Linked DNA regions of Homo sapiens: regions 2 and 3 are each linked to region 1. The links are chromatin contacts, found by Hi-C or POLR2A ChIA-PET in ENCODE. All regions are on one chromosome and are shown on one strand. The core of a region is the stretch at or near the end of the contact, and the rest is flanking DNA. Distances in the headings are between cores, read along the strand shown.

Region 1 (3,902 bases), core at 474-2,973:
CATCTTTCCTAGTTTGTCTGCGTCTTCTTATTAGAGCTCGAGAACAAGCAGCTGGACCTTCCTCTGTCAGGGAACATACTCACATTTTACACCAACATATATTTTATGTAAACTAAAAATGTAAGACTCAAAATTAAATACAAATCAAAGAAATAATCTTAGGGAAAAAGAGGACTTTATTAATGCCAGAGCCAGAAGTCATAAATAGAAATAATTAATGTATATGATTCTCTTAAACACTCGCTGTTTACCCTCAATCTATTTCTCAGCTTCCCCTTCTATTTCTCGGCTTCCCCCGGTCAGTTTTGTATCGCAATCAAATTGCCTTTGTATGCTATATTTCCCAGAATTTCTTTCAAATGACTTCTGGCTAGATTTTCCCAGTGGCAGACACTAATAAGAAATTGGAGAGTGGAGGATATAAGCCACAATATTTCTTCACTCTTTGTCTGCTATAGGCAGTGTCTCTAGCACTTAGCTGTATCCCCAGAGAGATTCCAGCTTCTGCAGAATAACCTCTCCTATGGACAGAATTCTGAGTTCTGTTAACACCAGTCCTTCCAGTAGGAGCTTATCACAGGTTACCTTGTTTGAATTTTTACTTTTCACACCCTTTGTAATTATTTCCTGAATTGCATTTTCTCTATTTAAATCGTTGGCAAGGGCTCCGTTTTCCTGAGTATACCCTGATACAGTGACAATGTAAAACTTTAAAACTTCTATATGTAAAAACAAACAAACAAACAAACAAAAAAAACAGTTAGACAAATAATATTATAAGAAAAATATTCAGGACATTTATGGGAGAAAGGGAAATATTAACACCTTTGATGTATAAGAGGCTCTTAACACATCATGATGAAAAAGGCAAACATTTGAATAAAAGGAAAGATCAATAGACATTTATCAAAGAAGAAATACAAATGGCAAACAAGTTTTGGGGTTCTATCTATTTTAATTTCCTGAAGCAAGGAAAAAGAAGAAATATCAGTGTGGCAAAAACTAAAAAGGATGATGTTAGTCAGTTTGTTGGTGGTGTAATAGAGCAGAGACTTTTCCCAGATTAACTCAATCTTTCTGGAGAGCACTTGAGCAAAGTAGATCAAAAGCCTTTACAATGTTCATACCCTTTGATGCAAATATTTCATTTCTATTAGACTAGAGATTCAGGATATATTTAATGGATATTAATTAGTAGCTTATTTATAATAGAAAAATTGAATTAAGCCACATACCCATTAAAAGGGAATGAATTTAAAATAGTGGTACATATTGATTATGCTTAATTATATAATTTTTGCTTGCTGATAAGGACAGATTTCTCTAATATGTTAAGTTAAAACACTCTTTCCAATATGATTCCAAGTTTCTAAAGCAATAGGAGAAATAATTCTGAAAAGATATCAATTAAAATGTCAATAATACTTATTTTTAGTTAGCCACCAAGTGTGTATATTTCATAGATTTTTAAGTTTTTTTTAATATATTTCTGGCTGTGTTTTCTTTTGTTTCATTTTTCCTATGCATGGTGTATAAAAGTTACAATTTTATGATAAAAACTTTTCATTTTGAAAAAATGTAAATACATAAGGAACTGGTAAATACTGGCTTTCTTTCTTCTGTCCGTAAAGCTACCTTCACCTACTGTTTTGAATGCCAGTGTCAGAGTGACATGTCCAGACAGATCAGGCAGCTTGATTCAGCATCCAGTCCTCTGGTTTGAAAGCCAGCTTGAGTCAATGTGATGGAATCAGTGTCTTGCTCATTTCTTAAAAGAGGGGCTGGACTGTTTCTCCCAAACACCGTGGGTACGAAATGGCCAATCATAGCCGTCCCACTTTATCCTCTATAGATGTGCTTTGATCCTGGGCTCAATTAGAGCTTCAGCAAGACTCTACAGCGGTGAGTAATAAAATCAAGCAACAGGTTATAACCAGCACAGGAACTTCCAGATACACCTACACAAGAGGAAGTGAGACTAGGTAGGAGAACAAAAGGGAGAATAGAAGTGGAGAGCAGCTGTAAGTAGAGAGGGATGTAGAGAAGGTGGAGAAATGGGAGGTAGTAGGGATAAACATAGAGATGGGAAGAGGGAAAATGGAAAAGAAGGTGAGGCAGAAGAAAAGGATATATAAAATGAAGAAAAGTGCTGTACATTAGAGGATATCAACAACTAAGGTGATTATATTACACAGGTGGATAAATAACAATTCATCGATACACAGAAGATTTTTATACTATATCCCAAGTGTATTATATCTTAATTTTTAAAAATACATAAAGCCTCAGCTGTAAACTCAGGGTATGATGGCTGAAAATGCCTTGGTAATTAAAGAGTTGAGTCAGAGAGAATCCATTCCTGCTAATTGGAAGCAAAGTAAAAACAAATAAATAAAAAAACAAATAAATAAGAAAACAAAAAAAAAGAAAAGAAAAACTATGGCTTCTTCCAAAAACAATATCACATGGAAATCCCTTTTCAGTCTTTCACCTCAGGGTTGGATGTTATCATCACCATCAAGTTTATGAATATAAATAACTTTATATTTATATTTGTATATTAATATAATATATTGATATTGCTATTTTATATCGATATAAATATAAATAAAAGATTCTAATACAGAGTACCAAAATACATTAAACAGCCCAGTTTATAGGTGCTTCTTTCTGTTTTTGTTTTTTATTTTTACTCCAGACTAGAAAAAAAATTGAAGATTTTCTTGGGTACTGCTCTTGGAAAAGAAATTAAGCTCACTGAGAATTATTAAATCTGTGTATGACTTGGTTAATTTTAACTTTAACTGGTTAGCTGGGGAGATTTGCCTAAATTAATAATATTCAGTGAAAGTTTTAGTAAACCTGAATGTCCTCACTGGAGACTTTATTAAAAGTTTGGCCCCTCAGAGATTGGAAATTGGACAAGTTCCATAACTGTAAGGAGGTTGTGTTTCATTTGTAAGCAATGCACAATGGATGTAATTAGGAACTAGACAGGGATTTCTGGTAAAGATACATTAGTGAGACAGAATGAGAAGAGCATTTGAATTGAGTCATCCCTTTGGGCCAGAGACATCATTAGCCAGCAGAGCTGAAGTTTACTCTTTGAGGATCACATTTTTATTATATGAAACAGAGAACCCTAGAAAATCTCTCCAGAAAGCTGATTTTTTTAAAATAATTTATTTTATTTTAAAAAAAAACCCTACAACAATCTAACCTCAGACAAATCACCCTAGTGCCCTGTCTCCAACGTAATCTATATCAAATGTTTATTTCGTAAAGTATCTCTACACTCTTCAGCGTTAAAATGGTATAGCCCCTTTAGTGAAGGACCTTGAATTGGTTTTGGCCTGAATTCCTTTTAGCACCATCACACTGTAATAATTTAGTCAATAACTATTCCTTGCTCTTCTTCTCTTATATAATGTTGTGAGGGCTTTCAACTACAAAAGCACTCAGTAACAACCATAATGGCTCCTCTTACAGAGAACTTAAGATTTTTACAAATCTCATTTAATAAAACTCCCACAACAAAACCCCAAAGTTTCACTTTCAAAGAGATAACATGACAGTTGAGTAAGTAAGGGTTGAATAAGAAAATATAAAAAAACAGTGCTGGTGAGTGTGTTGTCCAGTCCAATCTTACTTTGAGTTTCTCCAAAAGCAGACTTTGAGAAAAGGATAGGGGTGCAAGTAGTTTATGTGGTTAGTAATTCAAGATGCATAATGAGCATGAAGAAGTGAGATAGAGGAAGGAGGAAAGCCCATTAATGCATTAATAAGTAGGTTATATCTATAAGAAATCAGGGACCTTCTGAAAGACTTAAAAACACACATCAACATTTTTCACCATGCAGTGAGAAAGTCAAAGTCAAAGTACATATCCACTGACCACCCCC
Region 2 (3,902 bases), core at 713-3,212, 55 kb before region 1:
TAGAGGCCAAGGTTTATATTCTTTAATTTTATGAAAACCACATCATAAAGCTGTTACAAAGCTCTTCTCAGTAAAATCTAGGTAAGAGAAGCGTGCTAACTTATTTTTACTTCTAATTTTAGCAACCATAAAGCTCTGAATTATTTAGTACCTCTGAATTATTTAGTATCTTTTATTGTTCTTAAATTTCAGCTTTTTTCTAATCTTTCTAGCACTTTTCAAAATTGAATGCTATGAAGAACTAGGATGAGACACAATACTGCAATTTGTCTGACTTTCTGATTGTAACAGAATTTCAAAACACATAAGTAAAGTTACAAAGAAATTCTGTTAAATAATTTAGGCATGTACATAGAAAGTTATTGCTAACTTAACTGACTACATGGCTTACATTTATTATTTTAAAACGAATTAATAAAATAGTCAGCCCATGTTTTTGTTTTAATATTTTGAATATAAAAACATGTCTATTTTGACCATAGAACTTATATGATTTGAATTATCAGTCAGTATGTCCTAATGAATCACTATGCAGGGAAAGGAAATAGCCTTTTAAAGCAAAACAAAATTTGACTTCAAAAATCCTATTAAGATATAAAGGATTTTCTCCTTTTTCCTAAGTGTTAGAAGGCTATAGTATAAAGGTGAGCTTGCTTTTACTTAGTAGCTTTTAATCTGCTATAGTATACTTCAGAAAATCTTATATAATTTTCTGAAGAAACAGAAAAATGGTAGAAAAGAGTCAATTTAGATAAAAGAAAGACACCTAAAATTTTATGTAATGATTTTATATATTTCTTTGTAGACTTTCCTTTAAAGCTAATAGTCTGCAGAAACCAAAGAATCATTAAGGATCATTAGTAGAATTCATAAAGCAACTTTACTCATTCCAGGTCATCAGGGTGGAGCTAATACTGAAATTAATACTGCCTTTTCCCCCATAGTATTTTACAGCTCTTTTCACAGAAGTATAAATCACAACTAACCTCAAAATGCTTACAATATAAGAAAATTGAATAGACTGACATTTTTAAAAAGCAATGTATATATAGGCAAGAAATTCTGAATTGTGTGGAGTATATAAGAGAGCATCTACCGTTCGGAAAATGGAAATCTGTGTGGACTGGGGCAATTAGTTAAAACTTTAAGTAGCATTATATAAAAAGTATTCCTTATCAAAAGGAGGAAGGATTTAGGCATGTAAGAGAAAATCAACAGGAATAATAGAATGGATAGAGTCAATGTTTATGAAATGGGTGTGACACTGGGGAAAGGGATGAGACAAGTGATAATCTACGGATGTTTATTTCTTTAAATCTCCAAGATAATTTTCTTTAAAGATAAATATTTTCCTCCTCAGTTCTTGGTGAATTTCATACAGTTCCTAAGATATAAATTTAACATATCTGTTATATGCTTTTTTAAAACATTCAATCTACTGGAAGAATATATAGAAATTATTTTCTTGGAGAGAGATGTGTGTGCGTGTGTGTGTGTGTATATATATATATATAGCCCCATATAATATATATATTCTATATTATATGACATATATATATATATTATAAATTTGTTTTAAGGAGGATCTTCAATACAAAACTGACAGTGAAATTATTTGAGAACAATGAACCAGATAGGGGTCCCCTAGTTTTTTATGCTATCCTTGCATAAATTTATAAAGATGAACCATTTCCACTTTAAACATCTTCCCTGGAATTATCAAAATATCCTTGTGAATCCTAAGGGTCAGAGCTTGAGGTCACAGACACTGACACTTTAGGAGAACAAATGTCCCCTAGAAGTATGTGAGGATGTATTTAGAAACAGCAGGGGAAATATGACAAAGAAATTCCTCTACTTGTTGTAAAAAGGAAAAAAATTGAAGGAACAATAATATGCTCTCAATTACAATCAATTACAATATTATAACCCCTCATTCATCTCTCAACAGACAAGGTGGAGATGAATAAGGAGAATCACTCCTTGATAGCTGAGTTCATCCTCACAGGATTTACATATCATCCAAAGCTGAAGACTGTTCTGTTTGTGGTGTTCTTTGCCATCTATCTGATCACCATGGTGGGGAACATTGGTTTGGTGGCATTGATTTATATAGAGCAACGTCTTCACACACCAATGTACATATTTTTAGGCAACCTAGTTCTGATGGATTCCTGCTGTTCCTCTGCTATTACTCCCAAGATGTTAGAGAACTTCTTTTCTGAGGACAAAAGGATTACCCTGTATGAATGTATGGCACAATTTTATTTTCTCTGTCTTGCTGAAACTACAGACTGCTTTCTTCTGGCGGCAATGGCCTATGACTGCTATGTGGCCATATGCAACCCACTGCAGTACCACACCATGATGTCCAAGACACTCTGCATTCAGATGACTGCAGGAGCCTACCTAGCTGGCAACCTGCATCCCATGATTGAAGTAGAGTTTCTGTTGAGGTTAACTTTCTGTGGGTCTCATCAAATCAATCATTTTTTCTGTGATGTTCTTCCATTATATAGACTTTCTTGTATTAACCCTTATATCAATGAATTGGTGTTATTTATCTTGGCAGGATCAATTCAAATCTTTACTATAGTCTTAGTTTCTTATTTCTACATCCTTTTCACAATATTTACAATGAAATCCAAGGAGGGAAGAGGCAAAGCTTTATCTACTTGTGCATCTCACTTTCTCTCTGTGTCAATATTCTGTGATTCCCTTCTCTTCATGTATGCTCGACCAGGTGCAGTTAATGAAGGGGATAAAGATATACCTGTTGCTATATTTTATACTTTAGTTATTCCTTTATTAAATCCTTTTATTTATAGCCTAAGAAATAAGGAAGTAATAAATATTATGAAAAAAATTATGAAGAAGAGAAAATTTTGTCACATTCTGAAACAAATGTCATCCCCTCTGGCAACTTGATAATACTTTATTTTAAATCAAGGGATAGTGAGGCAGTTTACAAGGCCACTTTGAATATAAAATATTAAATTATTTAAAAATAATGATATAGGAGTTCAAAATGTTCAGAAAGGAGAAATTCCTGTAAAATATACTTCAAAATCTAAGCTACTAGTGTTCATCAAAAGTGAACTAAATTATTCATGAAGTCTCAGATTGTGTCAGAGTGTAATTAGTTACAATTTTCAGCAAATCCAACAAATACTAGGAATAAATGTCAGTACATATAACGGTAGTGTGCATTTACTATTGTTGGCAAATTTCTGGAATCTTAAAGCATAATTTTACGAACTCAGGCACATTCCAAGTTCTCAAACATTAGTCCCTTTTTAACCAGAATCATCTGTGAGAAGTAAATTGTCTGTCTGAATTTGATTCTAACTTTTTTTGAGTTCTTTCAAGAGATTGCTTGAAAAATTATTCATGCAGAATATGTATTCTCTAATCAATAATATTTTCATATTTAGTGTTAGTCATTAGTCATTTTACATTCTCAAGTTCTATGAAACAGAGTACCTGTATTGATTGCTTTTCCCTTTCTATAATGCCATAATTTTAAAAATGTATTTCTGGGCTTGGCACAGTAATCTGGGCTTATGCCTGTAATCCTAGCACTTCCAGAGGCCAAGGCAGGTAGATCACCTGAGGTCAGGAGTTTGAAACTAGCCTGGCCAACATAGTGAAACCCCATCTCTACTAAAAATATTTTTAAAATTAGCCAGGCATGGTGCATCCTTATAATCTCGACTACCTAGGAGACTGAAGCAGGAGGATCGCTTGAACCCTGGAGGTGGATGTTGCAGTGAGCTGAGATCAGGCCACTGCACTCTAGCTTTGGTGTCAGAGTGAGACTCTGCCTCAAAAAATATATAGAAATAAATAAAAAGTGTGTTTCTGTGTCATTCACTCTCAACTCTTAGTAACACTGAATCCCA
Region 3 (3,902 bases), core at 517-3,016, 38 kb after region 1:
GTGTGTCTTTCATTTCTATAAGTTGTGATTGTTTTTGATTTATGCTACCTATATCTCTGGAGATTTTTCATCCATATCCTGTGTTATTTTTTCATTTCTTTAAGTTGGTTTTCACCTTACTCTGGTGCCTCCTTGAATAGCTTAATAATCGACCTTCTGAATTCTTTTTCTGGCAATTCAGAGATTTCTTCTGGGTTTGGATCCATTGCTGGTGAGCTAGTGTGATCTTTTGGGGGTGCTAAAGAACCTTGCTTTGTCATATTACCAGAATTGTTTTTCTGGTTTCTTCTTATCTGAGTAGACTATATCAAATGAAAGATCTGGGGCTCAAGAGCTGATATTCAGATTCTTTTGTCCCACAGGGTGATCCCTTGATGTGTGCTCTCCCCCTTCCCTTAGGAATGGGGCTTCCTGAGATTCTGACTGCAGTGGATGTCACTGCTTTTCTGGGTCTAGCCACCCAGCAGCGCTACTGAGCTCTGGGCTGGTACTGAAGAGTGTCTGCAAGGAGTCCTGTCATGTGATCCATCTTCAAGTCTCTCAGCTGTGGATACCAGCACCTGGGCCAGTGGTGGTAGCAGGGATATGAAGTAGACTCTTTGAGGGTCCATGGTTGTAGTTTTTAGTGTGCTGATTTTCTTGAATGTTGGTTGTGCTAGCAGTGAAGTTGTACCTGGACAGACTCAGGACCTCTGGTTAGCCAGGATGTTTCGGTGGTGGAATTAGCTGTTGTTTTCTCATTTCCTGGAGCAGGACTTTTCTTTTATGAGTTGATATAATCACTTGAGTGTGTTGGCCTCCAGCCAGGAGATGGCAGTTTCAAGACAGCATCAACTGCAGTAGTATAGGGGAGATACAAGCTTGCTCTAATGTCACTTGGATAAATATTTGGGTTTCTCAAGTGATGGGCAGGGCCACAGAGCTTCCAAAAGATAGTATCTTTTTTCTTTGGCTATCAGAGTGGGTAGAGAAAGACCATCAAGTAGGGGCAGGTTAGTGGTGTCTGAGCTCAGACTCTCTTTGTGTGGGACTTGCTGCAGCTGCTGTGGGTGATGGGGGTGTGGTTCTCAGGCCAATGGACCTATGTTCCCAGGGGCATAATGTCTGCCTCTGTTGCATCATACAGGTTCTCAGGGAAGTGGAGAAAGCTGGCAATGACAAGCCTCACTCGTCTCCTATGCAGCCAGCAAGGACAGTCTCAATCCCACCATACCCCACCAATAGCACCTAGTTTATATCCAGGCAGCCAACGAACAGTGCTGGGATATTGCCCCAGGCTGCATGTTTTCTAGCTGAGAAAGCAAGCAGGGCTTTCAGGCCCCACCCCTCCTTACCTGCCACAGCTTCTGTGCTCCTGTCTGTACTTCCCATTCCCTCCACCCAGGATTCTGCCCAGGAAAATTTGCACTTGGTCAAAATTATTACAAAGTTCAGCTGAAAGTTTTCTTCTACCTGTCCTTCCCCAATTCCACTGGCAGTCCTACCCAGTGACTTCAGTGAGATAAAGTCAGAAATGGCTTCCCTGCGAACCAGGAATACCTACAGGGCTTTTTCAGTACTTCTTCTACTTTTATATTTTGTTCAGCTCTCTAAATTCTTTTCAGCTCTAGGTAAGGTTAAATTCTTCTCCCATGATCTGGGTTTTCAGGTTCCCCGGTGAGGATGTGAGGATGTGTGTTAGGAGGTGGACCTTCCCCACTCACACTTTGGGCACTCACACTTTTTCAGCTGTTTCACAAAGTTTGCATCAGCAAGCTACTTCTTTCAAAAGGTCTGTGGATTCTTTCAGTTTTCCTCGTATGTTCCTGTGCTAGTTCTTGGAGTTCTTGGACTCACTATGTGAGTCTCCATATGCTGTTCTGTCCATCAGAGAGGGAGCTGCAAGTTAGTCCTGCCTCCTGTCTGCCATTATTTTCAAAAAAGAAAAACTAATTTGTAGAAATGTTTAATGTTGCTAACACTTTCTTTTTACATTTTAATTATTGAGGTATTACCTAAATCTTAATATGCCATTTCCTGTCATCCAGGATGAATTGCCAACTAACTGAGTATCCAAAGTTTGGTAGACTCGAGAATATTTATTTTATACATTCATCTCTGGGGACACCATATATCTCCCTTCCACAGATCATGCCCCTTCAGATCATATTAGTCTTCAATTCCTACACATTTCCAGCTCAGGAAAAGTGCTCTAGAGTTGGCCCTGTTTATTTGTACAAGTATGCTTTATCAGCAAGCCTATTTCAACATTTAATTTAATTTTATTTTATTATTTATTTATTTATTTTGAGACTGAGTCTCACTCCATTGCCCAGGCTGGAGTACAGTGGTGTGATCTTGGCTCACTGCAAACTCTGCCTCCTGGGTTCAAATAATTATCCTGCCTCAGCCTCCCAAGTAGCTGGGATTACAAGGGCCTGCCACCACACCAGACTAATTTTTGTATTTTTAGGAGAGACAAGGTTTCACCATTTTTGCCAGGCTGGTCTCAAACTCCTGACCTCAAGTGATCCACCTGCATCAGCCTCCCAAAGTGCTGGGATTACAGGTGCGAGCCACCATGCCCAGCTAACACAATTTTAAATGTTGGGTCATAAGTGATGCTGATTAAACATTTGAGAAGTAGAATGTAATAGCTATAGCCCATTCAACTCTAGAGTCATACTAACTGTTGAAATATTAATTTTTCAGTTTAATATAACTCTCAGGTAGTAATTGTAATATATTAAGATGGGACTGTATTAAGATTATGTACAGGAGGAGAAAAAAGTTATATGTAATACTAGGAAATTGTTTCTGTATCAGAGCAAATAAAAGACCTTATTCTACCTTTTGATGTGTCAGTCTTGCCTGTCTTTCAAAGATTTAAAACTGATATTATGATGAATTACTTCTATCATTTGAAATCTCATAAATGTGTTTATTTAAATAAAATTTAAAATAAATAATAAAATTTTAACTATTTGAAAATATAATTTTCTATTTCTTTTTCAAAGGGAATAGCCTTGTTAGTGGGCTGAACTTATTCCTTTCTTCAAAAGATACGTACTAAATTATAGCAAGAAAAAATGTATGGGGTGATACAAAAACAACAAAAATATACAATAAATTAACTACCTGTATTCAAAAGATATCTCATGTGCATATACATAATACATATATTCATAACTTAGTTCCATTTTCTGTAGCTCTTGAGTCACAAGTAGAAGAGGTTACATTTTCCTACAAACATTTATATTGTCCCGATACTATCAAAATGTATTCATCCTCCTTGGTCCTTGGTAGTTAATGAATAACCCACTTTCAAAACTTCAGAAAACTGAATTTTAAAGGTAATTTTTAAAATAATTATAAAAACCTTAAGACTCTATAATGACAATTTGTTTTTTAATATTTCTTAAAGAAACATTTACTAATTATTCATTCTATTAAACATTAAACATACAGCCTGCAACTTATACCTGAATCTTTCCATGTTGGCTCTGCCTAACCAAGAACTTTGTAGTTTCCTAGGTAGTAGCAAAGATCAGTCATTTTTATTTCTTCAAAATTTATCTTACGCTAAGCTTCTGGTTTCTGCTGCTCTTTTCCTGTCTATACTTCTTACAGTGCTAAGTTGGGTAAGTTCAGAGTATTATATGGTACAAATATTTTTCCACATGGCCTCTGCTCACCTTCCCTGGAGATAACATATAAATGGCAATTCCAATTTTCACCTAAGACTGATGTAAAACATCACTCCTTTCTTATTATGCTATCTGACTATTTCCCTGTTTACTGTTTTTCCATTAATTTAATCAATTCAGAAGACTTTTTCTTTTATTTTTATTTTTTCCATATGTGCAAGATCTATTCCTTTATTCAGCCAACCCACTTCTGAGGTTTGCAATATGTGAAGCATT

The links. Hi-C counts contacts between places; a loop is a spot of excess contacts on that map. ChIA-PET counts read pairs that join two places held with the same protein, here RNA polymerase II (POLR2A). Pooled maps may share reads with other maps.
Region 2: a map of prostate gland shows a loop between it and region 1 (3-fold over the local background). The contact joins the promoter of OR5K3 here to the enhancer-like site in region 1. A Hi-C loop is called at or near these places in 2 of 168 maps with a recorded cell type or tissue (endothelial cell of hepatic sinusoid and prostate gland), 1 of 37 single-sample maps with no recorded cell type and 1 of 50 pooled maps. POLR2A ChIA-PET finds 5 or more read pairs at or near these places in 2 of 52 experiments (activated B cell and activated T-cell).
Region 3: a map of mammary epithelial cell shows a loop between it and region 1 (6-fold over the local background). The contact joins two enhancer-like sites. A Hi-C loop is called at or near these places in 1 of 168 maps with a recorded cell type or tissue (mammary epithelial cell), 1 of 37 single-sample maps with no recorded cell type and 1 of 50 pooled maps. POLR2A ChIA-PET finds 5 or more read pairs at or near these places in 1 of 52 experiments (Caco-2).

What each region holds. Positions count from the first base shown.
Region 1 is chr3:98,444,333-98,448,234 of GRCh38, forward strand. No RefSeq gene overlaps it. Among named protein-coding and RNA genes, the nearest start is that of OR5K1, 17 kb to the right of the region's middle. RefSeq lists enhancers at 1,109-2,308, 1,587-1,726. Within about 2 kb of position 1,724, at least 3 of the 41 ENCODE cell types and tissues checked have a DNase peak (open chromatin) inside an H3K27ac peak, as active enhancers do.
Region 2 is chr3:98,388,704-98,392,605 of GRCh38, forward strand. It overlaps OR5K3 (olfactory receptor family 5 subfamily K member 3), which reads left to right and starts at 1,963. Exons shown (of 1, transcript NM_001005516.1): 1 at 1,963-2,928. The coding sequence starts at 1,963. The coding sequence ends at 2,928.
Region 3 is chr3:98,482,110-98,486,011 of GRCh38, forward strand. No RefSeq gene overlaps it. Among named protein-coding and RNA genes, the nearest start is that of OR5K2, 14 kb to the right of the region's middle. Within about 2 kb of position 1,767, at least 3 of the 41 ENCODE cell types and tissues checked have a DNase peak (open chromatin) inside an H3K27ac peak, as active enhancers do.